Linked DNA regions of Homo sapiens: region 2 is linked to region 1. The links are chromatin loops, found by intact Hi-C in ENCODE. Cell type or tissue: mammary epithelial cell. All regions are shown on one strand. Links, peaks and the distances in the headings refer to the core of each region. The heading gives the core; the rest is flanking DNA. Region 1 holds the start of LOC124903969 (a long non-coding RNA gene). Region 2 holds the start of SYNC (syncoilin, intermediate filament protein).

Region 1 (15,108 bases), core at 4,441-9,440:
CTGGTTGAGCAAGGCAATGGTCATCTGTAGCTCTAGGCATCTACACACTATTGTTAGTGTAGATTTTTGTAGGAGCATCAATCTAGGTGAGAGGTCAAATAAGTGGAGGAAAAGGCACATAAGCCCAATAAGAATAATTTTGTGTAGAAGGTAAATTAGTGTGAGAGGAAACTGGTGAGACAGAAAGTATAAGGAGGAGAATCATTAAATAAAACCTATTGTAAATGAGATTGAGTGCTGAAGGAGGAAGAGAACAGAGGGATGTTATTTTCAGGCTAATAGAAATGGTGAGATTTTTAGGTTTGTAAGGAGAAAAAGAGAGGTAATTAGAAGTGGGATTAGTTAGATGGGTCTCCATTGCCATCAGGGAGGATTGAATCAGACCCATTGTGATTTGGTGTGCCTGCTTCTGAGGAGTCGGCACAGATCTCACTACGTCTGAGGGCAGTCTGTGACACAGACGTCTTTTCTTTGTGGTTTTTGTTTGATGATCTCCTGGTGAAACACAAGCATATTCTCTTTCCTACGTTAAGGAGAATAAGAGACAATATTTAAAGGTTTGGGGAAATCCTGTAAGGCAGTAATTACAGCAATTAACTCTGCCTTTTGAGCAGAGGCATAAGGGGTAGAAATAAGCTGTCTGTAGGTCTTAAATAATTAATGTTACCTAAAAGTTTTTGGAAGTCATTTAAAGTTTTCAAAGAAACTCTCTTAATTTGAACTTTTTGAGGTTGAATACGTTGTTTATCGACCACCATTCCTAAATATTGAACAGGAGTGGTCTGTTGAATTTTATCCTGAGTGATGTGTAATCCAGCCTCTGTAACACAGCGGCTTAAAATTTGATAACAGTCAATTAATTCTTTATTAGTTGGGGTAGCAATTAAAATATCATCAATATAATGAAGAATATAGGCCTGGGGAAATTGGGCTCGAACTAGTGAAAGCACTTGTCCGACATAAAGCTGGCAGATTGTAGGGCTATTCAGCATTCCCTGAGGAAGTACTTTCCATTGATAATGAGCTGCAGGCTCCTGATTATTGATAGATGGTACAGTAAAAGCAAATTTTTTACAATCCGATTTATGTAAAGCAATATGAAAAAACAATCTTTAAGACCAATAACTATGAGAGACCAATTTTTAGGTATTAAAGCAGGGGCAGGCATGCTGGGTTGGACAGCTCCCATAGGTTTAATTACAGCGTCAATGGCCCATAAATTGGTTACCATACGCCACTTGCCTGATTTCTTTTTTACTAGAAACATAGGAGAATTCCAGGGGGAAAGAGAAGGTTCCACATTTCCAAGTTGTAACTGTTCAGAAACCAATTGAATTAAAGCCTCCAGATTTTCTTTAGAAAGCAGCCACTGCTGAATCCAAACAGGTGTGTCAGATTTCCATTGTAAAGGGATAGGATCAGGAGGCATGGCAGTGGCCACCACTAAAAAGGATAATCTAAACCATTACTGTCTTATTTTATAGTAATTGGGAGGGGTTTAATAATCCCTTCATGCTTCGGACCGAGACCTAGCCCAGGAACAAACCCATGTTTTTCATCATATGCCGACCGGGAACACTATAAGAGTTATATGGAATATTAATTTTAGCCTCAGTATCTACTAGGCCCTCAAAACTTTTTTCCTTGAATGTGTATGGTGAAGGTGGGCCGTTGTTTAGAAATTGTATTAATCCAATAAGCAGCCTTTTTACCACCAGAGTCTATCCCAGAGCCACGTGTCTTATCTCCTTTGTTTAAAACGATATTAGGTAGTAAAAGCAATTGAGCCTGTTTAACAGTAGTAAAAGAAACAGGAGCTTGGCCTGGGGCACGTAATTTATCCCAAGCTCTCATACACACCTTTGTTACTTGTTTTGTGGTAGGAGCATCAAAGCCTACTTGGGCTTAAGTATCAGAGAAACTATTGGAGCCTGTGAGCTGAGCCTGAGTAGTTAGAATGCCATTAGTCTGATTTAGCTGAGCCTGAACATGGGCCTCCTCTGCCCACCAGGCTGAGATGGGGTTAGAACAGCTTTTTGCCAAAAGGTCCAAGTCTAAAGGAAGTAAAGTGACCTCCATACAAAAAGTTTGTAATACCATTTTAACATAAGGAGAAGTAGGACCATACTGACTGAGTACAAGCATCCTTAAATTCTTTTAAAAAAAGTAAGATTGAGCAGTGCATATCGACACAGACCGGTTGAGGAACCGAAACGACAGGAGGGTGAGGGGCTGTAGTGGATGGGGGAGGGCCTGGAGAATTATAGGTAAATTGTAGTTTGGTCCTGGAGCCATTTGAAGAGACAAGAATTAGCATATCTATGGTCCTGGGCTGTGTGAGTCATGGCCGCGGGAGCTTCAAGTACCAGTTCTTCATGAAAAGAAGATAAGTAGGGGGTAACTTTAAGCCAAAGTCACCAGAGTTAGACATTGAATTTTCAGCATCGTTAGGTGGGGGAGGAGTAGCCGAAGGAAGAGGCTGATCAGATAATGAAGGCCGTGTGGGAGAGGAAAGTTGAGGAGGTATTAGGATGGCACGTTCCAAGGCCTAATCACCCCAAACAGTGACGGGAACATAATTCCCTGCTGGGACCAGCTCCCAGAATGTTGAACCAACACGATCCCATACTTTTACATATACGGTTCCTTTTTCAGGAAACCAAGGACAGTATTTTTCCAACACCCTGAATAGAGTGACCATATTTTCCATGGTTACTCAGACCCTTCCCTGTTTTAACAGGTCTACATCTAAGGTTCCTTTTTCTTCTAATTTTAACGTTTCAGTATATATCACCTCCTGTAATTGATTATAGTCAACATTTTGTGTTGACCGAGCCATTACCGGCTCTGCTACATATTTACAATGTGAACTTTCCATTCCTTTTCGGGATTCTATCCCTGCCTCTTCTTCACAATCTATTACACAGCTTTCAGGGGCATCAGAAACTGAAATGCTATCTTCTTCTGTTTGAAACAGTTCTAAAGCTACTTTAATAATGACCCAATCATTCCATATTGTAAGTGGGATGATTTTACCCTCCCTACTTGCTTGTTTTAATTCTTTGCCAATTTTTTCCCAATCTTTTAGATCTAAAGTTCCTTGTTCTAGAAACCATGGACAGAATTGTTCTATTGTTTGAAATAGCATGATTAGAGTTTTTGTAGAGACTCTAACTCCCCCTGTTTTTGAAATAATTTTAATAGAGCTAAAAGGCATATTTACTTTTAGTTTGCCCCATTGTTACCCTAGGTTCTTCCGAGCACACAAGCTTACCACAAGGCTGACTGTAGACTTACTCGGGAATCTCTCATTGACTTGTCCTCAATGACCACGCTCGAGCGTACCTTCACCCTAGAGAAAAGCCCCACGTTGGGCGCCAGATGAAGGGGTGGCCTGCCCCTCCACACCTGTGGGTGTTTCTTGTCAGGTGGGACAAGAGACTGAGAAAAGAAAGAGACACAGAGACAAAGTATAGAGAAAGAAAAGTGGGCCTAGGGGACCAGCACTCAGCATACGGAGGACCTGCTCCGGCACTGGTCTCTGAGTTCCCTCAGTATTTACTGATCATTATCTCTACCATCTCAGAGAGGGGGATGTGGCAGGACAATAGGGTAATAGTGGGGAGAGGGTCAGCAGGAAAACATGTGAACAAATGTCTCTGTGTCATAAACAAGGTTAGAAAAGGTGCTGTGCTTTGATGTGCACATACATAAACATATCTGGTGCATTAAAGAGCAGTATTGCCACCAGCATGTCTCACCTCCAGCCTTAAGGAGGTTTTTCTGTTATCTCAGTAGATGAAACATACAATCGGGTTTTACACCGAGACATTCCATTACCCAGGGATGAGCAGGAGACAGATGCCTTCCTCTTATCTCAACTGCAAAGAGGCCTTCCTCGTTTACTAATCCTCCTCAGCACAGACCTTTTATGGGTGTTGGGCTGGGGGACAGTCAGGTCTTTCCCTTCTTACGAGGCCATCTCTCAGACTATCACATGGGGAGAAACCTTGGACAATACCTGGCTTTCCTAGGCAGAGGTCCTTGCAGCCTTCTGCAGTGTATTGTGTCCTTGGGTACTTGAGATTAGAGAGTGGTGATGACTTTTAACAAGCATACTGCCTTCAAGCACTTGTTTAACAAAGCACATCCTGCATAGCCCTAAATCCATTAAACCTTGAGTCAACACAGCACATGTCTCTGCGAGCACAGGGTTGGGGGTAGGGTTACAGATTAACAGCATCTCAAGGCAGAAGAATTTTTCTTAGTACAGAACAAAATGGAGTCTCTTATGTCTACTTCTTTCTACATAGACACAGTAACAGTCTGATCTCTCTTTCTTTTCCTCACATGTTTCCTCCAGATATTCCCATGGCTCACTCTGCACAAAGCACACCCTCACTTCCTGCAAGTCTTTGTTCAAATGTCACCTTCTCAAGGAGGCCTACCCAATCACCCCTTTAAAATTTCAACCTGCCTTTCTGTGCACTGCTGTCACTCTTAATCCTCTTACCACTCTCTACTTTTTCTTCTTCGACAACACCTTTCACTTTCTAGGATACTTTAAAATTTATAGGTTAAATCTGTTTGTAATTTAAGCTCCCTAAGGACAGGAATCTTTGAACTTTTTGTTTACTGATATATCCCAAGCCCTTAAAGCAGTGCTTGGCACACAGCAGATGGTCCATAAATACCTATTGAATGAATAAATAAATGGGGTAACCCAGGGTCATAGCGAGTAAGTGGCATGGTGCTTTCATCAGACCCTATCATGGGTCAGCTACTGCTCTCAGAGCTCTTCTGTGACATCCTCTCGGGCTGCCTAGGTTCTCAATGGGCCCATCTATGACACTGCTTTATGTAGCCTCTAGCCATTGTGGGGTTGACCCAAAACAAAATTATGAGCTCTCAATTTTGCCATTGTTACCTCTGATGTTTCTTTTTTCTTTTTGAGACAGAATCTCCCTCTGTTGCCCAGGCTGGAGTGCAATGGTGCAATCTTGGCTCACTGCAACGTCCACCTCCTGGGTTCAAGCAATTTTTCTTCCGCAGCCTCCTGAGTAGCTGGGGTTACAGGCACATGCCACCATTCCCAGCTAATTTTTGCTTTTTGGGTGTTTTTTTTTGAGACGGAGTTTCACTCTTGTTGCCCAGGCTGGAGTGCAATGGTGCAATCTTGGCTCACCTAAACCTCCACCTCCTGGGTTCAAGTGGCTCTCAGCAACCCCCCACACACACCCTTATCCTCCAATCTACCCTGAACCCCAGCCACTGCCTCCTAGGCCAGGTTCCTTGATGTGCACATCTCTGATTGGCCAGACCTGGGGCTTCAGCCCCTTGCCCAAGATGAGATCAGCCCCATTCTTACCATATGGAATGAGAGCGGGGAAGGTATGGTTCTCTAGTAGAAAAGTGGGGTGTTGTAACATGAAAAGGGGGAATGAATTCTAGCCAGGAAAAAAATGCCAATGGATTCGCTTATTCTCCTGCCTCAGCCTCCCAGGTAGCTGGAATTACAGGCATGTGCCACCACGCCTGGCTAATAATTTTTGTATTTTTTTAGTAGAGATGGGGTTTCACCATGTTGGCCAGGCTGGTCTTGAACCCCTGACCTTGTGATCTGCCCGCCTCGGCCTCTGAAAGTGCTGGGATTACAGGTGTGTGCCACTGCTCCCAGCCTGATATCCCTTTTTCACTGCTTTCCCCACTCCAAAACCACTCTTTGCCCTAATGTTTCTCCCACATGGCAACTATTTCCATCTCATATGGCAAGGGGCAGGGCAAAGTGGTGCAAAAACACTGGGCAGGGAGTCCTTAGAAAGGACCCACTTCCCTCTTTGGGTCTCAGTTCCCCACTCTGAGATTCCCATGATCTCTGAGACTCTTGGTGACTCTGATAGCATCTGCCAGTCTAATACCTTTATACATTGACCTAGGGAGTCTGGGTTGAGATTTGTGGACTTTTCCCTGATAGCAGAATGTGTGGCTCATTCTCCCATGAAAAGCATCACAGGGAATAGATGAAAAAAGTGTTTTCAAGTCTATGGTTACTGCTTCCCTGCCTCTGGGTTTGAGAACTAGACAAATCTGGATTTCTATCTAAAGCTGCCACATCACTTAGTAGTTCTATGACCCTGCCAACTTGCTTCAGCTTTCTGAGTCTCAGTTTTCTCCACTGTAAGATAGGTTTAATAATATCTTCTCCAGAGGGTTGTTGGAAGGAGCAAATAAAAAGATGCATGCAAAGCACTTTGCCTATTACCTGGGACACAGAAAGTTCCAAAAATAGCAGCTGTTATTAGCACCTGTCTTAATCCATTTTCTGTTGCTTATAACAGAATCCCTGAACCTGGGTAATTTATAAAGGAAAGGAATTTATTTCTTAGAGTTATGGAGGCTGTTAAGTCCAAGGTGGAGGAGCTGCATCTGATGAGGACCTTTCTGCTGGTGGGGACTCTCTGCAGAGTCTCAATATGGTACAGGGCATCACATGATGAGGGGGCTGAGCAAGCCAGCTCAGGTATCTCTTCCTTTTCTTATGAAGCCACCAGTTCCATTTCCTGATAACCCATTACTCCATCAATCCATTAATCCATGAATGAATTAATCCATTCATTAGGGCAGAGGCCTCATGACCCAATCACCTGTCAAAGGTCCCACCTCTCAATACTGCCACACTGGGGACTAACCTTAACACGAGTTTTGGAGGGGACAAACATTCAAACCATGGCAGCATCTGAGCCCTGAGTGGATTCCTGCTGCAGCTGTGGCCACATGGTCAGGGAGCATTTCTGGAGTCCTCTCTGCATAGTAAGTGTGGGCCTGAGCCCTGTGTGCAGCTGCTGTGGGGCTGGTTTGGTGGGCGGTGTCTGCGGCTATTTTGGAGACACCAGTTCCTATTGTCTAGACAGAGTTCCCTAAGGCCATCATCTCCCCAGCATAGAGGCTGAGCCCAGAAGTCTGAGTCATAGAAAGCACTTGAAAGTCCCTGGGAAAGCCATCTGGGCCAGGAGCACTTAGAATATTTTTCCCTACATGTTTCTTTTATTGAAATATTATATTCATCTTTTATTGCTGCATAACAACTCAAAACTTAGTAGCTTAAAACAACAAACATTGATTATGTCACCCAGTTTCTGAAGGTCAGGAATTAGGAGGCAGCTTAGCCATGTGGTCTGGCTCAGGGTCTCCCATGAGTTTGTGGTCAAGCAGACAGCTAGGGCTGCCAACATCTGAAGGCTTTAACTGGAGCTGAAGAATCCACTTGCAAGCTCACTTACATAGCTGTTGACAGGAGGCTTTAGTTTCTTGCCCCTCGGATTTTTTCATAGGGATGCCCAACACATGGGTTCTCCAGAATAAGTGACCTGAGGGAAAGGGAGATTGAGACCAAGACAGAACTGCAGTGTCTTTTTTTTTTTTGAAATGGAGTTTCACTCTTGTCTCCCAGGTTAGAGTGCAATGGTGCGATCTCAGCTTATGGCAACCTCCACCTCCCAGGTTCAAGCGATTCTCCTGCCTCAGCCTCCCGAGTAGCTGGGATTACAGGCACCTACCACCATACCTGGCTAATTTTTTTGTATGTTTAGTAGAGATGGGGTTTTGCCATGTTGGCCAGGCTAGTCTTGAACTCCTGACCTCAGGTGATCCACACGCCTCAGACTCCCAAAGTGCTGGGATTACAGGTGTGAGCCACCACGCCCGCCCTGCAGTGTCTTTTATAACTAATCTCAGAAGTGACACCCCATTACTTCTGCCAAATAGACCAACCTGATACAGCGTGGGAGGGGATAATACAAGGGCATGCACACCAGTAGGCAGGAGTCTTTGGGGGCTCTTTGAGGTTTTTTGTTTCTTTGTTTTGAGACAGAGTCTCGCTTTGTCACCCAGCCTAGAGTGCACTGGTGTGATCTCGGCTCACTGCAACCTTCCAGGTTCAAGCGATTCTCCTGCCTCAGCCTCCTGAGTAGCTGGGACTACAGGCGCACACCATCATGCCCAGCTAACTTTTTTGTATTTTTGGTAGAGATAGGGTTTCACCATGTTGGCCAGGCTGGTCTTAAACTCCCGACCTCAAGTGATCCGCGCACCTTGGCCTCCCAAAGTGCTGGGATTACAGGTGTGAACCACCATGCCTGCCTGGGGAATCTTTTGAATGCCACCTGCCATGGACATAATTCACATATGATGAAATTCACAGATCTTAGGCGTACAGTTTTATCAGTTTTAACAACGGAATATGTTTTTTTTTCGAGATGAAGTCTTGCTTGCTCTGTCGCCAGGCTGGAGTGCAGTGGCTTGATCTTGGTTCACTATAACCTCCCCTTCCCGGGTTCAAGCAATTTTCCTGCCTCAGCCTCCTGAGTAGCTGGGATTACAGGAGTGCACCACCGCATCCGGCTAAATTTTGTATTCTTAGTAGAGACAGGGTTTCACCATGTTGGCCAGGCTGGTTTCGAACTCTTGACCTCGTGATCCGCCCACCTCAGCCTCCCAAAGTGCTGGAATTACAGGCGTGAGCCACCACGCCCAGCCCAACAATCAAATATTCTAATATAACCCATATTCCTATCAAGGTTTTGAACATTTTCATTATGTCAGAACATTCTCTCATCCCCTTCCCAGTCAATTCCCCCTCACTCCAAGTAACTACTGACCTTATTTCCATCTCTATATAATCCACAGTTTTGCCTGGTCTAGAATGTGATAACATTGGAATCATAGAGTATGTACTCTTTTGTGTCCAGCTTCTTTTGTTCTGCATAATGATTTGAGATTCATCTATGTTGTTGTGTATCAATGGTTCATTTCTTTTGATTGTTAAGTTAGGCACTCCCACCTTTGTGTGGTTCTCACCCTTATTAAATGTGCCCTGTAACATGACATCTGGCAGTTAACTCTTCATTTCTACTTCTACTAGACTGTGACCTACTAGACTGTGACCAACTCAAGGACAGAGGTTGTATGTATCTCATTTATTTCTGGGTCCCCAACATGAGCTCAGTGCCTGGAAGGCAGTAGACCTGGGAACTGTCACATCCTGGAATTTGGGAGTTGGCTTGATGGGAAGTAGGGGACTGCAGGGAGTTGAGGGGCACTGACAGGACACCTGATCACTGGGGCTGGAAATCACTCCAAGACCCACCATTCACAGGCCCCATGAGCTCAGAGGGCTCTCCAACCAGAAGTTCCAGGACAGAGAGGGGGTTCCAGCCCAATAAACACAGAGTGGGCAGTGAGTCCACAGCTGTTACTCTAGGGCTCGGTCTTCCGGCCACTGGAAAACTCACCAACTGGGGACGGGCCTGAAAAGAAAGTAAAAATCGATTTTCTCTCACTTGTTTCTCTTCCCCTTTCACCCAGAGGGTGCACCTGACAACTAGACCCAACCGTCTGGCAGAGTTTGAAGCCCCTGCCCCCTCCAGCCCCACCCTCTCATGCTGCTCACACTGGCCCCACCCTCAGCAGGGCCATGAGGATATGAGGGTTGAGGCTCCAACACCTGCAGGCTTTCTGGAATCCCAGAAGCCCTAAAGCATAGACTTAGGGGTCAGAGCTGGCACTGAGTTCCTGCTTTACCACCCTCTGGTTGTGTGGCCTTGGCCAGATTACTTCCTCCTCTGTAAAACAGGGCCATAATTCCAGCTAGCAGGGTAGGTAAAGGGCTACTTACCTGACGGAAGTAGAGGGCTAAGTGCTGTGGATGGCAGAGAAAGGATGGGGTGACTTGGTGGTGGGAGGAGCCTGTGAGACCTTCCGTGTTTTTCCAGAAAGGTAGAATTAGCACCAGAGGGCCAGGCGCGGTGGCTCATACCTGTAATCCCAGCACTTTGGGAGGCCAAGGCGGGCGGATCACCTGAGGTCAGGAGTTCAAGACCACTCTGACCAACATGGCAAAGCCCTGTCTCTACTAAAAATACAAAAATTATCTGGGCATGGTGGTGCATGCCTGCAATCCCAGCTACCTGGGAGACTGAGGCAGGAGAATCGCTAGAACCCGGGAGGTGGGGGCTGCAGTGAGCCAAGATCACACCACCACTGCACTCCAGCCTGGATGACAGAGCAAGACTCCATCTCAAAAAAAAAAAAAGGCCGGGCACAGTGGCTCACGCCTGTAATCCCAGCACTTTGGGAGGCCGAGGCGGGCGGATCACGAGGTCAGGAGATCGAGACCATCCTGGCTAACACGGTGAAACCCTGTCTCTACTAAAAATATTTTTAAAAAATTAGCCGGGCCTGGTGGCAGGCACCTGTAGTCCTAGCTACTCGGGAGGCTGAGGCAGGAGAATGGCGTGAACCCGGGAGGCGGAGCTTGCAGTGAGCCGAGATCGCACCACTGCACTCCAGGCTGGGCGACACAGCAAGACTCCGTCTCAAAAAAAAAAAAAAAAAAAAAAAAAAAGAATTAGCGCCAGAGTCCACAAATGAGAACAAAAGCTGAGAAATGCTCCACCTTCCAAGCTCAGAAGCTCCCCTGAAGGGTTGATAGGAAGTGCTATTTCAGCAGAACTAGCACTATGTAGTGCTGTTCTATGCAGGAGCTATGCAGGGCTTGTGAAACGAAGCCATCTGTCCCTGTCTCCCTCAGGGTAGGGCAGGCAATTCCCCCAAGACAGGTTTTGCAATATGACCTTTTTACTTTGTCAAGGGGACCAGTCAAATTCTCCTCCTGGCCTTGGTGACTGCTACTAACCCAGAGAATGCAGCAGAAGTTACAATGCACCATTTCTCAGGCTAGGCCAAAAGAAACCTTGTAACTTCTTCCTTGGTCTCTTAGAAAGCTCAGTTTACAGGCACTCATTTTTGGTACCCAGGTGCTATGCTGTGAGAAGCCAAGCCACATGGGGAGGCCACGTTTAGGTTCTCCAGGTGACAGTCCCAGCTCAGGCACTGGTCATGTGAGTGAAGCAACCTCCAGGTGATTCCAGCCCCCAGCCATTTGAGTCTTCCCAGCTAAGGTCCCAGACATCATGGCGCAGTGTATTAGTTATGCACTGTTGCATGGCAAGTTACCCCCAGAATGTAACAGCTTAAAACAATAAATATTTATCATCTCACACAGTTTCTGATAGTCAGGAATCCAAGAGTAGCATATCTGGGTGATTCTGATTCGAGGTCTCTCATGAAATTGCAGTTAAGCTGTCGGCAGGGCTGCAGTCATCTACTTTCTCTGGGGCCAGAGGATCCATTTCCAAGCTCATTCATGTGGCCATTGGCAGGAAGCCTCAGTTCCTCTCCAGGTGGGCCTCTCCATAGAGGCAGCTGGCCTCACAACACGGCACCTGGCTTCCCCAAGGGAGTGATCCAAGAGACAGAGAGGCAGAAGCCACAATATCTTCTTTTTTTTTTTTTTCTGAGACAGAGTCTTGCACTGTCACCCAGGCTAGAGTGCAGAGTGGCACAATCACAGATCACTACAGCCTCTACCTCCTGTGTTCAAGCAATCCTCCTGCCTCAGCCTCCCAACTAGCTGCGACTACAGGTGTGAGTCATTGCACCGGCTAATTTTTTTTTTTTTTTGAGACGGAGTCTCGTTCTGCACCGGCTAATTTTTAAAAATTTTTTTGTAGATACAGGGTCTCCCTATGTTGCCCAGACTGGTCTCAAACTCCTGGCTTTTCTCAATCAAGTAGAAGCGATCCTTCTACCTTGGCCTCCCCAAGTGCTGGGATTATAAGTGTAAGATACCGCGCCCAGCCTCACACTATCTTCCACAACCTAGCTTCAAAAGCGACATACTATCACTTCTGCTATGTTCTATTGGTCACACAGACCAACTGATATGGTGTGGCAGGGGACTACACAAGGGGGTGAATACCAGGGGGGAGGGGACTTTGAGAGCCATCTTGGAGGCCACCTACCGTAAGCAGAGACCAGTCATCCCCACTGTGCCTTGTGAAACTCCTGACCCACAGATTCCATGACCATGATGAAATGGTGATTGTGTTATACCTCGAAGTTGAGGCTGATCCGTTAGTTACACAAGCTAACTGGAACAGAGCTAACTAGGACAGTAGCTAACTGGAACAGAGCCAAAAGAATCATTCATCAGGTGTGCGGTGCCACCAGAGGGCATCTGACTTCTCCTTCCCTGATGATGTTTGCTGAGCAACTACACTTGCCAACCTGTCCTGGTGCTACGAAATAGGGGAAAGGGCATGGAGAGGGAAGGCCAAGGATGTGATCAGGTGGCAAGGAGTGGCAGAAAGATGGATTCTGAGATTTTTTCTGAGACAGGCCTGTGTCCACAGGCCCCAGGCTGGGGCTGCAGAGGGTAGATGTGATGGGGCAGCAGGCCTGCGGGGGGCAAAGAGGTGCACTGTGAAGGGTGAGCCAGAGGCCACCAGCAGAGGAGAGCAACTAGGCACCAAGCCCTTTTGCAGCGTGCTACTCCATCACCCCGTGTCTACAGATAAGGAGCTGAGCAGCTGTGATGTCTGAGAGGACAGGAACACAGACACCTCGCGAGAAGCGAAGAAGAGGTCAGCCAAGGGCCAGCAGGGGACATCTAAGGAAACAAGTCCTTTTTTTCCTTCTTGTTTCTCCCCACCAGAGGGCAGACAAGAGAGAGCAGACCCATCTCCCCTCCATGCCATAGGCCTGCCTGCTGGACTGTGAGTCCCAAAGGAGACTGACCTTCGAAAATGGAAAGACCAAGTTAATGGCTGAAACAAGAGACTGCATTAATAACTAAAAACGACTGAAAAGTTTTGGAACCAGCTGGAGATGTCATCAAGGGGGCCAAATGTCCGTCAGGAAAGGGGATGACAGATTACAGTTGGTAGAAATTATTTTTAAAAATAACTGTTAGGCCAGGTGCTGTGGTTTATGCCTGTAATCCCAACACTTTGGGAGGCTGAGGTGGGTGGATTACCTGAGGTCAGGAGTTCAAGACCAGCCTGGCCAACATGGCAAAACCCCATCTCTACTAAAAATACAAAAATTAGCTGGGTGTGGTGGCATGCACCTGTAATCCAGCTACTCAGGAGGCTGAGGCAGGAGAATCGCTTGAAACCAGGAGGCGGAGGTTGCAGTGAGCCGAGATCCCACCACTGCACTCCAGCCTGGTGACAGAGCAAGACTCCGTCTCAAAAAAAAAGAAAAAGAAAAATACAAAAATCAGCTAGAGGTGGTGGCACCCACCTGTAGTATAGTCCCAGCTACTTGGAGAGGTCGAGGCTGAAGTGAGCTGTGATCGTGCCACTGCCCTCTAGCCTGGTCAATAGGGTAAGACCCTGTCTCAAAAAAAAAAAATTTTTTTTTGTTTGACGTTTACTTTAAGATTTTGATTTTTCTCAATCAAACTTGTCCCCAGAGTTATTGTTGTTATTGTCCTTGGCTGCTCCTCTTTTATCTCATTCATTCGCTCACACATAAGCACTTATTGTATGCCAGGCACTGTATTTGGCACTGGCCCTGGGATGCTGTGATAAGCAAAACAGACTCAATCTCTGTCTTCATGGAGCTTATAATCCTCCTGGAGAGGGAGATTTTTTTTTTTCTGAGACAGAGTCTTGCACTGTTGCTTGGGCTGGAGCGCAGTGGCGCAATCTTGGCTCACTGCATCCTCCACCTCCCAGGTTCAAGCAATTCACCTTGCCTCAGTCTCCCAAGTAGCTGGGATGAAAGGCACCCGCCACCATGTCCAGCTAATATTTTTGTATTTTTTTAGTAGAAATGAGGTTTCACTGTGTTGGCCAGGCTGATTTCAAACTCCTGACCTTGTGATCCGCCCATCTCAGCCTCCCGAAATGTTGGGATTACAGGCGTGAGCCGCTGCGCCTAGCCTTTTTTTGTTTTTTTTGTTTGTTTGTTTGTTTTGAGATGGAGTCTCGCTCTATCGCCAGGCTGGAGTACAGTAGCATTATCTTGGCTCACAGCAACCTCCGCCTCCTGGGTTCAAGTGATTCTTGGGGCTCAGCCTCCCGAATAGTTGGGATTACAGGCACACACCACCAACCCAGCTAATTTTTGTATTTTTAGTGGAAACGGGGTTTCACCATGTTGGCCAGGATGGTCTCTATCTCCTGACCTCGTGATCTGCCCGCCTCAGCCTCCCAAAGTGCTGGGATTACAGGTGTGAGCCCGTCCTGAAACGTAGATATTAAATAGTTAATCGCATAAATACAGGCTATGATAAGTACAGTTAATTAGAAGTATAGCCAATTAGTCACACATCCTGTCCATTCAACTTCCATATCTCATAAGCCTTCTGCCACTTCTCTCCATCCCGGATGTCTCTGCCTTGGTTCAGGTTATTTCTTTGGCTGTGATCTGTTACCATCCAGCCCTTTCTCCACCCTTCCCCCAAGAGATCTTTCCAAAAGGTAAACTCTGTTGCACACAGCTAATTGTTCCCCAGCATCTATTCTTTTTTTTTTTTTTTTTTTAATTTATTTTTTTATTGATAATTCTTGGGTGTTTCTCACAGAGGGGGATTTGGCAGGGTCATGGGACAATAGTGGAGGGAAGGTCAGCAGATAAACAAGTGAACAAAGGTCTCTGGTTTTCCTAGGCAGAGGACCCTGCGGCCTTCCGCAGTGTTTGTGTCCCTGATTACTTGAGATTAGGGATTGGTGATGACTCTTAACGAGCATGCTGCCTTCAAGCATCTGTTTAACAAAGCACATCTTGCACCGCCCTTAATCCATTTAACCCTGAGTGGACACAGCACATGTTTCAGAGAGCACAGGGTTGGGGGTAAGGTCACAGATCAACAGGATCCCAAGGCAGAGGAATTTTTCTTAGTGCAGAACAAAATGAAAAGTCTCCCATGTCTACTTCTTTCTACACAGACACGGCAACCATCGGATTTCTCAATCTTTTCCCCACCTTTCCCGCCTTTCTATTCCACAAAGCCGCCATTGTCATCCTGGCCCGTTCTCAATGAGCTGTTGGGCACACCTCCCAGACGGGGTGGTGGCCGGGCAGAGGGGCTCCTCACTTTCCAGTAGGGGCGGCCGGGCAGAGGCGCCCCTCACCTCCCGGACGGGGCGGCTGGCCAGACAGGGGGGCCGACCCCCCCCCACCTCCCTCCCGGACGGGGCGGCTGGCCGGGCGGGGGGCCGACCCCCCCACCTCCCTCCCGGACGGGGCGGCTGGCCGGGC
Region 2 (15,108 bases), core at 5,375-10,374, 360 kb after region 1:
GTGGATAACACATCATTTATTCGTGGAGGCAGTGTATTGAATCTTGGGTGCCACCATTTCCTCTCTGTGTGACTTTGGTCAACTAAGTTGCATAACCTCTCCAAGCCTCAGTTTTCTCATCAGTAAATGGGCTTTATTACAGGCCCCATGTTATAGGGCTGTTCTGAAGATTTATTGCATTAAAGCAGATAAAATGCCTTCTAGCCCAGGTGCAGTGGCTCCGGCCTGTAATCCCAGCACTTTGGGAGGCCCAAGCAGGCAGATCACCTGAGGTCAGGAGTCTGAGACCAGCCTGGCCAACACGGCGAAATCTCCTCTCTACTAAAAATACAAAAATTAGCCAGGCATGGTGGTGGGTGCCTGTAATCCCAGCTAATCAGGAGGCTGAGGCAGGAGAATTGCTTGAATCCGGGAGGTGGAGGTTGCAGAGAGCCAAAATTGCGCCACTGCACTCCAGCCTGGGTGACAGAGCGAGACTCTGTCTCAAAAAAAAAAAAAAAAGACTAGTTTAGCATCTGGCTTGCAGTAGGGGCTCAAGAATATAGCTAACATCATTTACTAATTTGGCCACTATTTGTTTTTTCTTTTCATTCTTTATTCTCTTCTATTTGTCTTATTCATTACTATACTCTTCATGAACACATCATTTGGCCACTATTTGTTGAAAACCTAGGGACAAGGGACACAGCCATGAAGTCATACAGATATAGGTCTTGCTTTAATGACTTACTGTCTTTGTGTTCTTAGGGTTTAACACATTGTCTGGCCTAACAAATGGTGAAGTGAATGAATGAGCGAGTGAAAACACATGCTGTAGTCAGCCAGCCCCTGGTTGCAGCTTCAGAGAGAGGAAGCAGGAGAAAGGGGAGTTTCAAAAATAATAGTTAATTATTTCTTGTTTTTGTTTTGTTTTGAGACAGAATTTTGCTCTTGTTTCCCAGGCTGGAGTGCAATGGCACGATCTCGGCTCACTGCAACCTCCGCCTCCTGGGTTCAAGCGATTCTCCTGCCTCAGCCTCCCGAGTAGGTGGGATTACAGGCATGCACCACCATGCCCAGCTAATTTTGTATTTTTAGTAGAGACGGGGTTTCTCCATGTTGGTCAGGCTGGTCTTGAACTCCCGACCTCAGGTGATCCACCCACCTCGGCCTCCCAAAGTGCTGGGATTACAGGAGTGAGCCACCGCGCCTGGCTGTGTTATCTAATTTTACAGAGAAGAAAACAATTTCCATGAAGTGGAGTGACTTTCCTAAGGTCACACAGCAAGTAAGCGCTCCAAAGCTTGGATTCATACCCTGGCTCTCTAGAAGCAGTAGGTCAAGGCTGGGTGCGGTGGCTCATGCCTGTAATCCCAGCACTTTGGAAGGTCAAGGCTGGAGGATCGTTTGAGTTCAAGAGTTCAAGACCAGCCTGGGCAACATGGTGAGATACCCCTCTATCTGGCTGTGATCTGTACAAAAAATAAAATATTTAGCCGGGTGGGGTGGCACACACCTGTGGTCCCACTGATCATACCACTGCACTCCAGCCTGGGCAAGAGCAAGACTCTGTCTGAAAACAAAAAACAGAAGTGGTGGGTCTGAGGGCCCTGCCAGGGCATCTCTGTACCACCCTCCTCCCACCTCTAGACGGGTTGCTGGAGCTCTTGGCACAAAGAAAGTGAGCAGAGGCCAGGCGTGGTGGCTCATGCCTGTAATCCCAGCACTTTGGGAGACCCAGGAGGGCGGATTGAAGGTCAAGAGTTCACGACCAGCCTGGCCAATATGGAGAAACCCCTTCTCTACTAAAAATACAAAAATTAGCCAGGTGTGGAGGCAGGTGGCTCAGGAGGCTGAGGCAGGAGAACCCAGGAGGCAGAGATTGCAGTGAGCCAAGATCATGCCATTGCACTCCAGCCTGGGGGACAAGAGCAAGAACGCCGTCTCAAAAAAAAAAAAAAAGTGAGCAGAATGGCCTCCACCTGCATCAGTAGTAATGGGGAATGTGCTACTCTCAGCTTGGAGAGCAGCTCCACTTCCAGTGGCTCATGTGTTGAGCCTCACATTTGATTGCATTTCACAACAACCCTGTGAAGAGGGTGTTAATTGCCCATTTTGCTGAGAGGGAGCTGAGGTTCAGGGAGGTTGGTTTCCCAGGGTCCTATAGGATCTGCTCTGGGGTCTGGTAGAGACAGCTGCCAAGGCCATGCCTCCCCTGCTGCCCTCTGGTGCCTCTCCACTTCCCAGCTCATCCATCCATTCCTCCCACACGCATGTCCACTCACTCACAGTCCCCTGCCTGCCCCATTCTACCAGCCACAGAAACTACAGTCCTAAGACAGAGGGACCCCTTGGGTGGGGACCCTGCCTGGAGTGGCACCCAGAAGTCTTCACTCGAGATGAAATTTGTTCACAACTTTTCTGATTCTGGTTTTTGGTGCGTTTTTTTTTTTTTTTTTTTTTTTTTTGAGACAGAGTTTTGCTCTTGTTGCCCAGGCTGGAGCACAGTGGCACAATCTTGGCTCACTGTAACCTCCACCTCCCAGGTTCGAGCAGTTCTCCTGCCTTAGCCTCCCAAGTAGCTGGGATTACTGGCATGAGCCACTACACCCAGCCAATTTTTGTATTTTTAGTAGAGACAGGGTTTCACCAGGTTGGCCATGCTGGTCTCGAACTCCTGGCCTCAGGTGATCCACCTGCCTCAGCCTTCCAAAGTGCTGGGATTACAGGCGTGAGCCACCACGCGTGGCTCTAGTTTTTGTATTTTTATTTTATTTATTTATTTATTTGTTTATTTATTTATTTTTTTTTTGAGACAGAGTCTCGCTCTGCTGCCCAGGCTGGAGTGCAGTGGCGCAATCTCAGCTCACTGCAAGCTCCGCCTCCCGGGTTCAGGCCATTCTCCTACCTCAGCCTCCCATGTAGCTGGGACTACAGGTGCCCGCCACCATGCCCAGCTAATTTTTGTATTTTTAGTGGAGACGGGGTTTCACCGTGTTAGCCAGGATGGTATTGATCTCCTGACCTCGTGATCTGCCCGCCTCGGCCTCCCAAAGTGCTGGGATTACAGGTGTGAGCCACCACGCCCGGCCTAGTTTTTGTATTTTTAGTAGAAACCGGGTTTCACCATGATGGCCAGGCTGGTCTTGAACTCCTGACCTCAGGTGATCCACCTGCCTTGGCCTCCCAAAGTGCTGGGATTACAGGCGTGAGCCACGGAGCCCAGCCGGTGGGGATTTATTTATGTATGTTTTTGGAGACAGGGTCTCACTTTGTTGCCCAGGCAGTAGGGCATCATGCAGTAGTGTGATCATTGCTTACCGTAGCCTTGAACTCCTGGACCCAAGCAATATTCCTGCCTCAGCCTCCCTCACACCTGGAATTAGAGGTGTGAGCCACCACACCCAGCTGTGGGGGGTATTTAGAAAGAAAGTCTCCCTAAGTTATCTGTCCAGGGCCCAGCTTTCTAAGGTTCAGTTTTTATCTTAGGGATCTCAGCAGGAAACAGCGGCACACTCAAACACTCAGTGTTTGCCAGAAGAGGATTTAATGAAGAGACCATTCACAGAGGTGTGGGCAGGAATGGCGGAGCACCTGGGACTCGCAATGGTGGAATGGAATCATTACCCCTGGGCCTGAAGGAGCAGGGGAGGGAGCCTTGTTAAGGAACCTGGCCAGAGCTGTACCCATGGGTACAAACCACCCAACAGGAGCCATGGCTTTTGGGGGAGGAATATAGTTAATGCCAAAGTCACAGGCAGGGAGGGGGCATAATAAATATCTTTATCTAGGCTGGGTGTGATGGCTCACACCTATAATCCCAGCACTTTGAGAGGCTGAAGCGGGTGGATCACCTGAGGTCAGGAGTTTGAGACCAGCCTGGCCAACATGGCAAAATCCTGTCTCTTTGTATTTTGTAAAAATACAAAAATTAGCTGGGTGTGGTAGCACATGCTTGTAGTCCCAGCTACTTGGGAGGCTGAGGCACGAGAATCACTTGAACCCAGGAGGTGGAGGTTGCAGTGAGCTGAGATCATGGCACTGCACTCCAGCCTGGGTGACAAAGCGAGACTCTGTCCCCCCAAAAATAAAAAATAAAATAAAAATAAATATCTTGATCTCACTCTCCTCCCTCTCTGATCTCCTGCCAGGGTCCCCAGTTTGGCCAAACCCCACCTGAAACCAGAAGGCAAGGGGGCCCAGGAGACGCTGGCCGCAGGAGTCAGCTCCTGGACACAAAGCTCTGAGAAGGAAGGTTAGGCTAAGAGTAGCCAGCCCAGGGGCCTCTCTCCTCCTCCTGGGTTTGGCTTTGTGGAGGGGCTGAGAGTTAAGAGTGGCTGCGCTTGTCCTTCAAAGCAGAGTCTGTGCCTGATTCCTGATTCCAGAACAGCTTTTCTCATCCTTCCAGGCCCAGGTACTTTGTTCACGAGGCCATCCCCAGTCCCGGAGTTAATTTCTCCCATCCATCCCTGGCTTCCCTGGTTCTCAATGTCTATCACATCACTCAGCCCAGTGATTTGGCATTATTTTCTGCATAGGTTTTTCTCCCCAGGAGACGGTTCTAGCTTCCTCTACACTGAAAGCTTCTTGCAGGCTTGGGCCAAATAAGGCTGTTTGCTCTGACACAGGGCCCAGCACAGCCCAAGTGCCAATGTTTGCCAAGTGAGCTGAATCTTATGGGCTCAAATACCTCACACTGCCTTGCTGTATGCAATCTGGGCACATGTGTGTCTGTCTCCCTGAGTAGACTGGGGCTCCTGAGAGGTGAGTGGCCCAGGCCTAGCACACAGCAGGCATCAAATATTGCCTAAATTAGCCTAAGTAAAACCATCCTCCTTCCCTTCATTCATTCAACAATTTTTTTGGAGCTTCCAGATAGCTGAACATATGGAGGTTCCTGGAGGATGGTGTGCCCAGGGAGGGGATGGAAGCTTCATGCCCCTTCCTCCATAACTCTGCCCTATTCATCTCTTCATCTGTATCCTTTTCAATATCCTTTATAATAAGCCACTAAAGCTAAATATGGCCATGTGACTGAGCTCTGGCAATAGGACACAATCAGAAGTGGTGTGAGGTGAGCGACCCCTCCTTTTTACTTTCATTGGATAGAATGAGGCATTAGAAGGGAGCTTGGACTGGTCTTGGATGGGTGTGGATTAGGGCCACAGTCTGGAGATGGTGGAAGACCAAGCTGTGATTCTGCATCTTTGGCAGATTGTATTTTCCCAAGACAGAGGCAATACTATATCCCATTCCATAAGCTCTTCTTATACTGTGACTTTGACACACCCTTCCCATTAAAAGGTGGCATCTATGTCCCCTCCCCATGAGCTGGAGGCCCGGGTTTTTGTGACTGCCTTTAGCAACAGAATAGGTCAGCAGTGACAGTGTGTAGCTTCCAAGGCTAGCTCAAAAAAAATGCCTTTCACTTCTGCCTTGTTCTTTTGGGACGTTTACTGTTGGGACTTAGCCACCATGCCATGAGGAAGCACAAGCAACCCGTGGAAAAGCCCATGTGGAGGAGAACCAAGACCCCCAGCCAAATACCCTGCTGAGCTCCCAGCTGACAGACCGCATCAACTTGCCAGCCACATGAGTGAGCTGTCCTGGACGCGAGTTCTGCAACCTCTGGGCAAGCCACCTCAGCTGATGCCACGTGAAGCAGAAATGAGCTGCCTCCACCAAGCCGTGCCCAAATCACAGATCTGTGGGTAAAATAAATGATTGTTATTATTATAAAAAACAAAAACAAACAATTTTTTTAAGGTCCTACTATGTGGTAGTCCCTGTGCTGGGCTCTGGAGACACAGCAGTAAACAAGACACATAAAGTCTCTGCCCTCATGGGGCTTCCATTCTAGTGGGGAAGCAGAGAAGAAAATAATTGAAAATGAATAGTATTGGCCGGGAGCGGTGGCTCATGCCTGCAATCCCAGCACTTTGGGAGGCCGAGATGGGCGAATCACGAGGTCAGGAAATCGAGACCATCCTGGCTAACACGGTGAAACCCCGTCTCTACTAAAAATACAAAAAAATTAGCTGGGCATGATTGCAGGCACCTGTAGTCCCAGCTACTCCGGAGGCTGAGGCAGGAGAATGGCCTGAACCCAGGAGGCGGAGCTTGCAGTGAGCTGAGATTGCACCACTGCACTCCAGCTTGGGCAACAGAGTGAGACTCCGTCTCAAAAAAAAAAGAAAGAAAATGAATAGTATTGTTGCAGATTGATAAGTGCTGCACAGAAAATAAACAGGGTGACAGGGATAAACAGTAAATGGGGTGAGGCATGGTGGCTCCTGCTTGTAATCCCAGCACTTTGGGAGGCTGAGTCTGGAGGATCCCTTGAGGCCAGGAGTTTGAGATCAGCCTTAACAACATAGTGAGACCCCATCTCTATTAAATAAAATTTTACAAAACCCAACAAAACAAAAAAGCCCATAACAAAAAAATAAATGGGTGGACATTATGGGCAGGGGGTGGGGAGGCATCAGAGAAGGCCTCTGTGAGATGTGATCTGAGACCTGAAGGAGAGTAAAAGGTGGGCTGTGAAGAGCTGGAAAGGGTTTTCTAGGCAGAGGGAGCAGCAGAAAAGGCCTGGCTGGGTGTGGTGGCTCACTCCTGTAATCCCAGCACTTTGGGAGGCTGAGGTAGGAGGACTGCTTGAGCCTAGGAGTTTGAGACCAGCCTAGGCAACACAGTGAGACCTCGTCTTTACAAAAAATACAAAAATTATCCAGGTGTGGTGGTGTGCATCTGTAGTTCCAGCTACTCGGGAGGCTGAGATGGGAGGATCACCTGAGCCCAGGAGGTTGAGGCTGCCGTGAACCATGATTGCACCACCGTACTCCTGCCTGGATGACAGAGTGAGACCCTGACTGCAAGAAACAACAGCAACAAAAAAAACAACAACAAAGGCTTGGAGGTGGGGAAGTTTCTGGGACCCTGGGGAATTCAGGGTTTCAGCCTAAAGAAGCGCTGAGCAGGAGGGTAGGAGCGGGTCAGAAATTCAGTCCTAGGGACAGCCTAAGGCCAGGTCCTGGGCTGGGGGTTGGAGGGGCAGAGCCAGCTCTTCTGAATGCCACCCTTGCCGCCTGTTGCTTGGTACCACAGCAAACAGAGCCTCTGGCAGGCCTGCCCTTGCTGCCTTAGCTCTCCTCTGGCGGGCAGCAGATGTCAAATGCCCAGCAGCTGAGGCTTCGCCAGCCTCCTCCCCTGGAATAGTTCGGGGGTAAGTCAGAAAATGACCAGCAGCCTCAAAACCTGGCTTTTTCTCGTGCGTACCTTACAAGGGTATATTTGGCTGCCCTGGGTGTTAAATCTTCCACCCCCTTGCATTAGACAGAGAAATATAAATATACAGCCACAGGCAGCACACTCAGACGCGAGGATGAATGAACATTTATCAACCCCCAGTCACGCACAAGCACACAGTCAGAGTCACAAGCGGGACCATATGCATGCCCCCCACACAGAGTCAAAACCGCCAGCCCCACAAAGACACTCCACCATGGCACAATCACCACACACATTCACCCTGAGATCACACAATCACACATCCACATGCTCACACACAGACATGTACCCCACAATCACCGCAGAGTCACACAGGGGCACACAAGCCCACACACATTCAACACCACGGCATGCTTCCCCCACCGGCCTCCCAGGCACCCCAGCCCCTGGGGCTTGTTATGGTGCCAGCATTCTTCTGCGATTGAGTCAAAGACCTCCCCAGACAGGGTAGCTAAGTGGAAAAAGGAATCCGAAGGAAGAACGCCTGAAGCCCAGGTCTGGGAAGGGGCCCAGCAGCTTCTCTCTTGGGGAGAAAGACGTCAGTGCTGGTTTGACCCTCACACTAGTGGGCTGAGGACGTGGGGGGAGGTATGTCTTGAAGTTGACAGAAGTGGGCTGAGTGGGGTGACAGGTGGAGCAGGAGAGAGACCCCAGGAAGCCTCAAAGGGTGGGGCAGAAAGTGGGGTTAAATATGGACTCAATGTGATAGGCGTAAACTCCTCCGCAGTTCTCTCTAACCCCAGCCACCCAGCCCGCCCCCAGGCTCCAGGCTGTCCCCAAACGCGCGGGGTGTGGCCGTGAACCCTCCTCCCCGGCCGCGCCCTGCCCCGCCCTTCACGACAGCTGCCGGGGACAGCCCGGAGTGCCCAGAGGGTGGCTGCGGCCCTTCCCCTCTTGGGTGGGGACCAGAGGGCGCTGAGCGGCAGCGGACACCCCCAAACACTCGCGGGAGAGGGGTGCTGGCTCCCTTTGAGCAGCCCGCCCAACCCTGCCTCCACCCTCCCAGGCTGGACAGGGAAGGTGCTCCCTGGGGCTTCAGACCCCCCTTCTGACTCCCCCTGCAACGGGACCTCACGAAAGGAAGGGTGGAGAGAAGGTTCGGGAAGACGAGGGGGCTGGGAGGTTTGGAAAGACAGCTCCAGGCCCCCGTTCCCACCCCCGCCCCAGGCTGGTCCGGGAGGGGCAGCCTCTCCCCGCCCCCAGGTCCGCGCGGCCGCTCCCTCCTCCCCCGGCAGGAGCCCCGGCCAAGTGGGCGCGCCCGGCCCGGGGCCGGCCGGGATCCGGTGTCGGTTGCAGCTGGCAGTGCGGCGGGCGCGGGCGCCGGAGCGAGGGGCCCGCGGGCCCGGCTATTAATAACGCGGCCGCCAGCCCGGGGTCGCGCAGCCATGGCCAGCCCGGAGCCCCGGCGCGGCGGGGACGGCGCCGCCCAGGCCGCGAGGTAGGACAGTGCCGGGCCCGCGTCGCCGCCCCGCTGGGGAAGGGGTGCTGCTGGACGGGTTCCCTTTCCCCCCGACCGCGGGCGTCTTTCGCCTGTCTAGGGGTAGTGGTCCAGCCGGGGTGGGGCACTGGAGCCGCCTCGTGAGGGGACATCGGGGAGTCGGGCCGTCCCGGGGTCCTGGCACCTCCGTTTGTCTGTGGCTTTTTATAATACCCCTCCCCCTCCCGGGACTACATGAAAATTAACCCTTCCAGGCGAGTGGGCATCCACCGCTCAAGTGCCATTTGGCCCATAGCAGCCAAAGACACTTCTCGCTAGCCTTCATTCCTCCCTGCAAATGTCAGTTGGAGACAGAGGCCTCCCCTGCTGAAGTGGCTGTGTGGAAGCCACTTGGTGCAAGGCTGGGCATCTGCCAGCTTGAAGTTAAGAGTCTGTCAGGGCTTGTTCTCTCCCGTCTGGCCTGGGATGGGTGGGGGAAGGGTCCAGGGGCCCTCCCCACTATCCCTCCTGGCAGGGCACGGCTGATTATTGGGGGAAGGGACCTGTGGCTGAGGGGTTTGGGGTGAGGTGTATTTCTGTCCCAGGTCATACTGTGGCTCTGGGACTTCCCAGTGTACCAAGAGGTGAGGGTGCAAATACATAGCTCCCGACACCCCTTCACTGTCACACAGGGGCACAAAGCTGAGCGGTCTTACACACACACACTCACCCATACTGCTGTCCACACCTACAGCTACAGTCAGACACACGGACTCTTGCCTGCACAATGTCACATGGACTCCCAGCCACATCCCTGAACAGGGTTGGAGAGCTCTGCGGTTCTCTGGGGACAGGGACAGAGTGGCAGAGGCAGGCTGCCCAGGGCCCAAGGAAGCCCGAGGTCAGGGGCCCCAACTAAGCTGGCTTCCTCTCCTCTGAGCCTCCTGTCATCTGCTTCTTTCCCTCCTCTCTCTGTTTAAAAGAGGCGGCTGTGTGAGGGCAGCACCCAGCAGAGGCCTGGCACCATGGGTGGGGTGGTGGAGGCAGCACGATGTGTGCTAACAGCACAGCTTGGAGGTCAGGAGGCCTGGGTTTTACTTCCAGCTTTGCCATTCGACCTTGGGCAGATTTCCTCCTTGGAGTTCATCTGGTTTCTGCCTGTCTGCCCTTACAGAGCCCCACCCTAGGATATAGAGCAGAATGAGAACTCTGCTTGTCCTTAGGAAACTCACTATCAGGGAGACAGACACATGTACTTCTGTAACTGGAGCAATAAGTGTGAAGATGTGCTGCATACAGAGTGCCCTGAGAACACACATGGGGCTGTCTGGGAGATACTTTACGGAAGAGATGAAGTTTGAGCAGGGCTTGAAGGATGAGTAGAAATTTGTTAGATAGATAGAAGTATATTGTGGGCCCGGCGCGGTGGCTCACGCCTGTAATCCCAGCACTTTGGGACGCCGAGGTGTGCGGATCACCTGAGGTCAGGAGTTCAAGACCAGCCCGGCCAACATGGTGAAACCCGGCTCTACTAAAAATACAAAAATTAGCCAGGCGTGGTGGCGTGTGCCTGTAATCCCAGTTACTTGGGAGGCTGAGACAGGAGACTTGCTTGAACCCAGGAGGCAGAGGCTGCAGTGAGCGGAGATTACACCATTGCACTCCAGCCTGGGCAACAAGAGTGAAACTCCATCTCAAAAAAAAAAAAAGTATATTGTGACTGCTGCATGCCAGGCTTTTTATATGTGCTGTAGTTACCTCTTTTGGACCTCACGCCTATCCTAGGAGGGTGGTAAATACTGCAGGCCTTCTCCAGCCTCCACCACTTACAACAGTTGTGGAACCTTGTGTGAGTTCTTACTCTGTGCATTGGCTTCCTCATCTATAAAATGGAGATAATAGATGAAGATTCTTTCTTTCTTTCTTTTTTTGAGACAGAGTCTTGCTCTTGTTGCTCAGGCTGGAGGGCAATGGCGCAATCTCAGTTCACTGCAACCTCTGTCTCCCAGGTTCAAGCAATCCTCCTGCTTCAGCCTCCTGAGTAGCTAGGATTACAGGCACACACCACCATACCCAGCTAATCGTTTGTATTTTTAGTAGAGACGGAGTTTCACCATGTTGGCCAGGCTGGTCTCAAACTCCTGACCTCAGGTGATCCACCCGCCTCGGCCTCCCAAAGTGCTGGGATTACAGGCGTGAGCCACTGCACCCAGCCAATAGATGATGAGGATTCTATAAATGAGTATTCATGTAAAATGCCTAGAATAATCTTGAACACGGTGAAGTCATTCCAAGGTGGGCGGCTCGGCACGAGAATGATGAAAGGGCCGTCTGCTGGGAAAGCAGGGACTGTTGAATATCAGAGTGAGTTTGGCTGGCTGAGCAGGTGCATCCTTCCTGGCCCTGGCTCTAGGAGCTCTGCCTTCCCAGGTAGTACAGGGTTCTCTAGTTAGGTGGTTTTTGAGAAGCTGCAATTCTCAGCTGGACACCGTGGGCTTAGAGTAGGAGGTGTAAAAAGTTAATGCAAGCTCTAGGATGTCAAGCATTGGGTGGGTTGCAGGAATAATGTGAGAGGAAGCTAAAAAAGGTATGTTTGGGGCCGGGTGTGGTGGCTTATGCCTGTAATCCCAGCACTTTGGGAGGCCGAGGCAGGCGGATCATGAGGTCAGGAGTTCGAGACCAGCCTGACCAAGATGGTGAAACCCTGTCTCTTCTAAAAATACAAAAAATTAGCCAGGCATGGTGGTGGGCGCCTGTAGTCTCAGCTACTCGGGAGGCTGAGGTAGAGAATTGCTTGAAACCAGGAGCCGGAGGTTGCAGTGAGCCGAGATTGCACCACTGCACTCCAGCCTGGGCAACAGAGCGAGACTCTGGCTCAAAAAAAGAAAAAAAAAAAAAAAGGTATGTTTGGGCCACATCTTTAAGGACCTTGAAACCATGCGTAGCAATTTGGGTATTTATTGGTGAAGTGGAGCAATAGTTCACTCTGTGTTGTAGCAAGTTAACTGTGGTGGTGTAGAGAATAGATTGAGGTGAGGAGAGGAGGAAGTCCTTTTAGAAGACCAGGACAAAAGTGCCAGTGAGACAGGATGTCTTGGAGTAGGGCCCTGATAGTGGGATGCAGAAGAGGGGGATGGAGACTGTAGTCTTTCTAAGATAGAAAGGTCACTTTTTGGCCAGGCGCAGTGACTCGTGCCTGTAATCCCAGCACTTTGGGAGGCCATGATCCCTGGTGGATCACGAGGTCAGGAGATTGAGACCATCCTGGCCAACATGGTGAAACCCTGTCTCTACTAAATACACAAAAATTAGCCAGGCGTGGTGGCAGGCACCTATAGTCTCAGCTACTCAGGAGGCTGAGGCAGGAGAATCACTTGAACCCAGGAGGAGGAGGTTGCAGTGAGCTGAGACCACGCCACTGCACTCCAGCCTGGGCGACAGAGTGAAGCTCCATCTCAAAAAAAAAAAAAAAAAAGAAAAGAAAAGTCACTTCTCAGTGAACTGGCTATACAGGGGAGGGAAAGAGCTGTCTGAAGATTTCTTGCCTGTGGCCGGATGTGGTGGCTCATGCCTGTAATCCCAGCACTTTGGGAGGTCTAGGTAGGAGGATCGCTTGAGCTCAGGAGTTTGAGACCAGCCTGAGCAACATAGTGAGACTTCATCTCTACAAAAAGTTAAAAAATTAGCGGGTGTGGCGCTACGTGCCTGTAGTCCTGGCTACCCGGGAGGCTGAGGCAGGAGGATGGCTTGAGCCGGGGAGGTTGAGGCTGCAGTGAGCTATGATCATGCCACAGTACTCAGGCCTGGGCGACAGAGGGAGACTCCATCTCAAAAAAAAAAAAAAAGACAAAAACAAAAAAACAGAAACAGGAAAGACCAAAGCTATTTGCATTTGAGGGGCAAAGCAGCAAGAGAACACTCCCCAGTGGGAACTGACTGAGCTGGCAGGCAATAGGCAGCTGGGTCAAAGAGCTCAGATGTCAGAATGATGGAATCTGACTTCAAGAGCGTTTGACAGGATAGAAGGGTGGGCCAGTTCTAACAAGATGAACTTTTACAGAAACAAGAAATGTTGCTTACAAGCACTTGGTATGAAAAACTTTTTTTTTTGATACAGAGTTTGGTTTTGTTGCCCAGGCTGGAGTGCGGTGGCGCAATCTGGGCTCACTGCAAGCTCCGCTTCCCAGGTTCACACCATTCTCCTGCCTCAGCCTCCCGAGTAGCTGGGACTACAGGTGCCCGCCACCACGCCTGGCTAATTTTTTTGTACTTTTAGTAGAGACGGGGTTTCACTGTGTTAGCCAGTATGGTCTCGATCTCCTGACCTCATGATCCGCCTGCCTCAGCCTCCCAAAGTGCTGGGATTACAGGCGTGAGCCACCACGCCCGGCATTTTTTTTTTTTTTTTTTTTTTGAGATGGAGTCCCGGTCTGTCGCCCAGGCTGTGGTGTGATCTCGGCTCACTGCAACCTCTGCCTCCCAGGTTCAAGCGATTCTTGTGCCTTAGCCTCCCGAGTAGCTGAGATTACAGGCATGCACCATCATGCCCTGCTAAGTTTTGTATTTTTAGTAGAGACGGGGTTTCACCATGTTGGCTAGGCTGATCTCGAACTCCTGAGCTCAGGTGATCCACCCGTCTTGGCCTCCCAAAGTGCTGGCATTACAGGCGTGAGCCATCTCGCCCAGCCCTGGGGCACTGTTTTTGATACCCATCCCAATTTCTAGCTCTTGGGGAACTTAAGAATAAAGGCAAATTAAAAAAAAATCCTCAAAAGAGTGACAGTCTGAAAGCTGTCATTTGTGTCACAAGGATATGACACAAATGAAGAGGGCACTGGAAACCTGGACATGTATGGAATAACAAAGATAAGCTGGGTTTTTTTTGTTTTTTTTTTTGACAGGGTCTCTGTTGCCCAGGCTGGGGTGCAGAGTGGTGCAGTCATGGCTCAGCACAGCCTCGACCTCCCAGGCTCAGGTGATTCTCCCACCACAGCCTCCCAAGTATCTGGGACTACAGGTGTACACCATCATGCCCAGCTAATTTTTTGTATTTTTTTGTAGAGATGGGGTTTCGCCATGTTGCCCACGCTGGCCTTAAACTCCTGGACTCAAGAGGTCTTGGCCTCCCAAAGTGCTGGATTACAGACATGAGCCACCGCACTTGACCACGGTTATCTTTTTTTTTTTTTTGAGACGGAGTTTCGCTGTTGTTGCCCAGGCTGGAGTGCAATGGTGCAATCTCGTCTCACTGCAACCTCTGCCTCTTTGAAGTTCAAGAGATTCTCCTGCCTCAGTGAGTATCTGGGATTACAGGCATGCACCACCACGCCCGGCTAATTTTGTATTTTTAGTAGAGATGGGGTTTCTCCATGTTGGTCAGGCTGGTCTTGAACTCCCGACCTCAGGTGATCCGCCTGATTCGGCCTCCCAAAGTGCTGAGATTACAGGTGTGAGCCACCACGCCTGGCCGACCATGGTTCTCTTTAAGTGTTTAGATAACTTACACAGAAAAGAAGGTAGAAATATCTGATCCTAGAAGGAAGAATCAGGTAAATCCAGTGGCTAAAAGTTACCAGGAATTGCTGGGCATGGTGGCTCAATGCCTGTAATCCCAACACTTTGGGAGGCTGAAGAGGGCGGATCACTTGAGGTCAGGAGTTTGAGACCAGCCTGGCCAACATGGTAAAACCCCATCTCTACTAAAAATACAAAAATCAGCTGAGTGTGATGGCACGTGTCTGTAGTCCCACCTACCTGGGAGGTGGAGGCTGAAATGGCACCACTGCACTCCAGCCTGGGTGACAGAGCAAGACTCCATCTCAAAGAAAAAAAAAAGTTATAAGGAAGGTTTTACCTCAACATTATAATTTTATTAGAACTGGGCTGGGCGCAGTGGCTCATGCCTATAATCCCAGCACTTTGGGAGGCCGAGGCGGGCAGATCATGAGGTCAGGAGTTTGAGAACAGCCTGACTAACATGGTGAAACCCCATCTCCACTAAAAATACAAAAATTAGCCGGGCGTGGTGGTATGTGTGCCTATAATCCCAGCTGCTCAGGAGGCTGAGGCAGGAGAATCACTTGAACCTGGGAGGTGGAGGCTGCAGTGAGCCAAGATCGCACCACTGCATTCCAGCCTGGCAACAGAGCAAGACTCCGTCTCAAAAAAAAAAGGCGTGGTGGTGCTACTTGGGAGGCTGAGGCAAGAGAATCGCATGAACTGGGGGACAGAGGTTGCAGTGAGCCGACATCACGCTATTGCACTCCAGCCTCGGCAATACAGCGGGACTCCATCTCAAAAAAAAAAAATTATTATAATTGTGGAACAAACAGTGGTGCCTCAGGTATGTCGAGTCCTTGGAGCTGCATAAGCAGAGACCATATGGTGATGTCGCTGGGATGCTGGCAGGGGATCTACACCGT

The links. A loop is a pair of places that touch in the nucleus more often than their neighbours do. Peaks named below come from ENCODE experiments on the same cell type or tissue, not always from the same donor. Only the 100,000 strongest peaks of a DNase experiment are listed, where the experiment ranks them.
Region 2: it touches region 1 in a loop (4-fold over the local background); 1 of 110 quality-filtered maps calls a loop at or near these places.

The regions. Positions count from the first base shown.
Region 1 is chr1:33,052,759-33,067,866 of GRCh38, reverse strand. It overlaps LOC124903969 (a long non-coding RNA gene), which reads right to left and starts at 11,363. Exons shown (of 2, transcript XR_007065697.1): 1 at 11,059-11,363; 2 at 8,961-9,305. RefSeq lists an enhancer at 12,445-12,739. In mammary epithelial cell, for the core only: no CTCF peak of the experiment used is centred there; a DNase peak (open chromatin) is centred at 6,936; H3K27ac peaks cover 430 bases.
Region 2 is chr1:32,696,207-32,711,314 of GRCh38, reverse strand. SYNC (syncoilin, intermediate filament protein) reads left to right here and starts at 8,545. Exons shown (of 5, transcript NM_030786.3): 1 at 8,545-8,707. The coding sequence starts at 8,655. RefSeq lists silencers at 7,996-8,085, 8,136-8,185 and enhancers at 7,546-8,311, 8,312-9,077. In mammary epithelial cell, for the core only: no CTCF peak of the experiment used is centred there; a DNase peak (open chromatin) is centred at 7,544; H3K4me3 peaks cover 2,129 bases.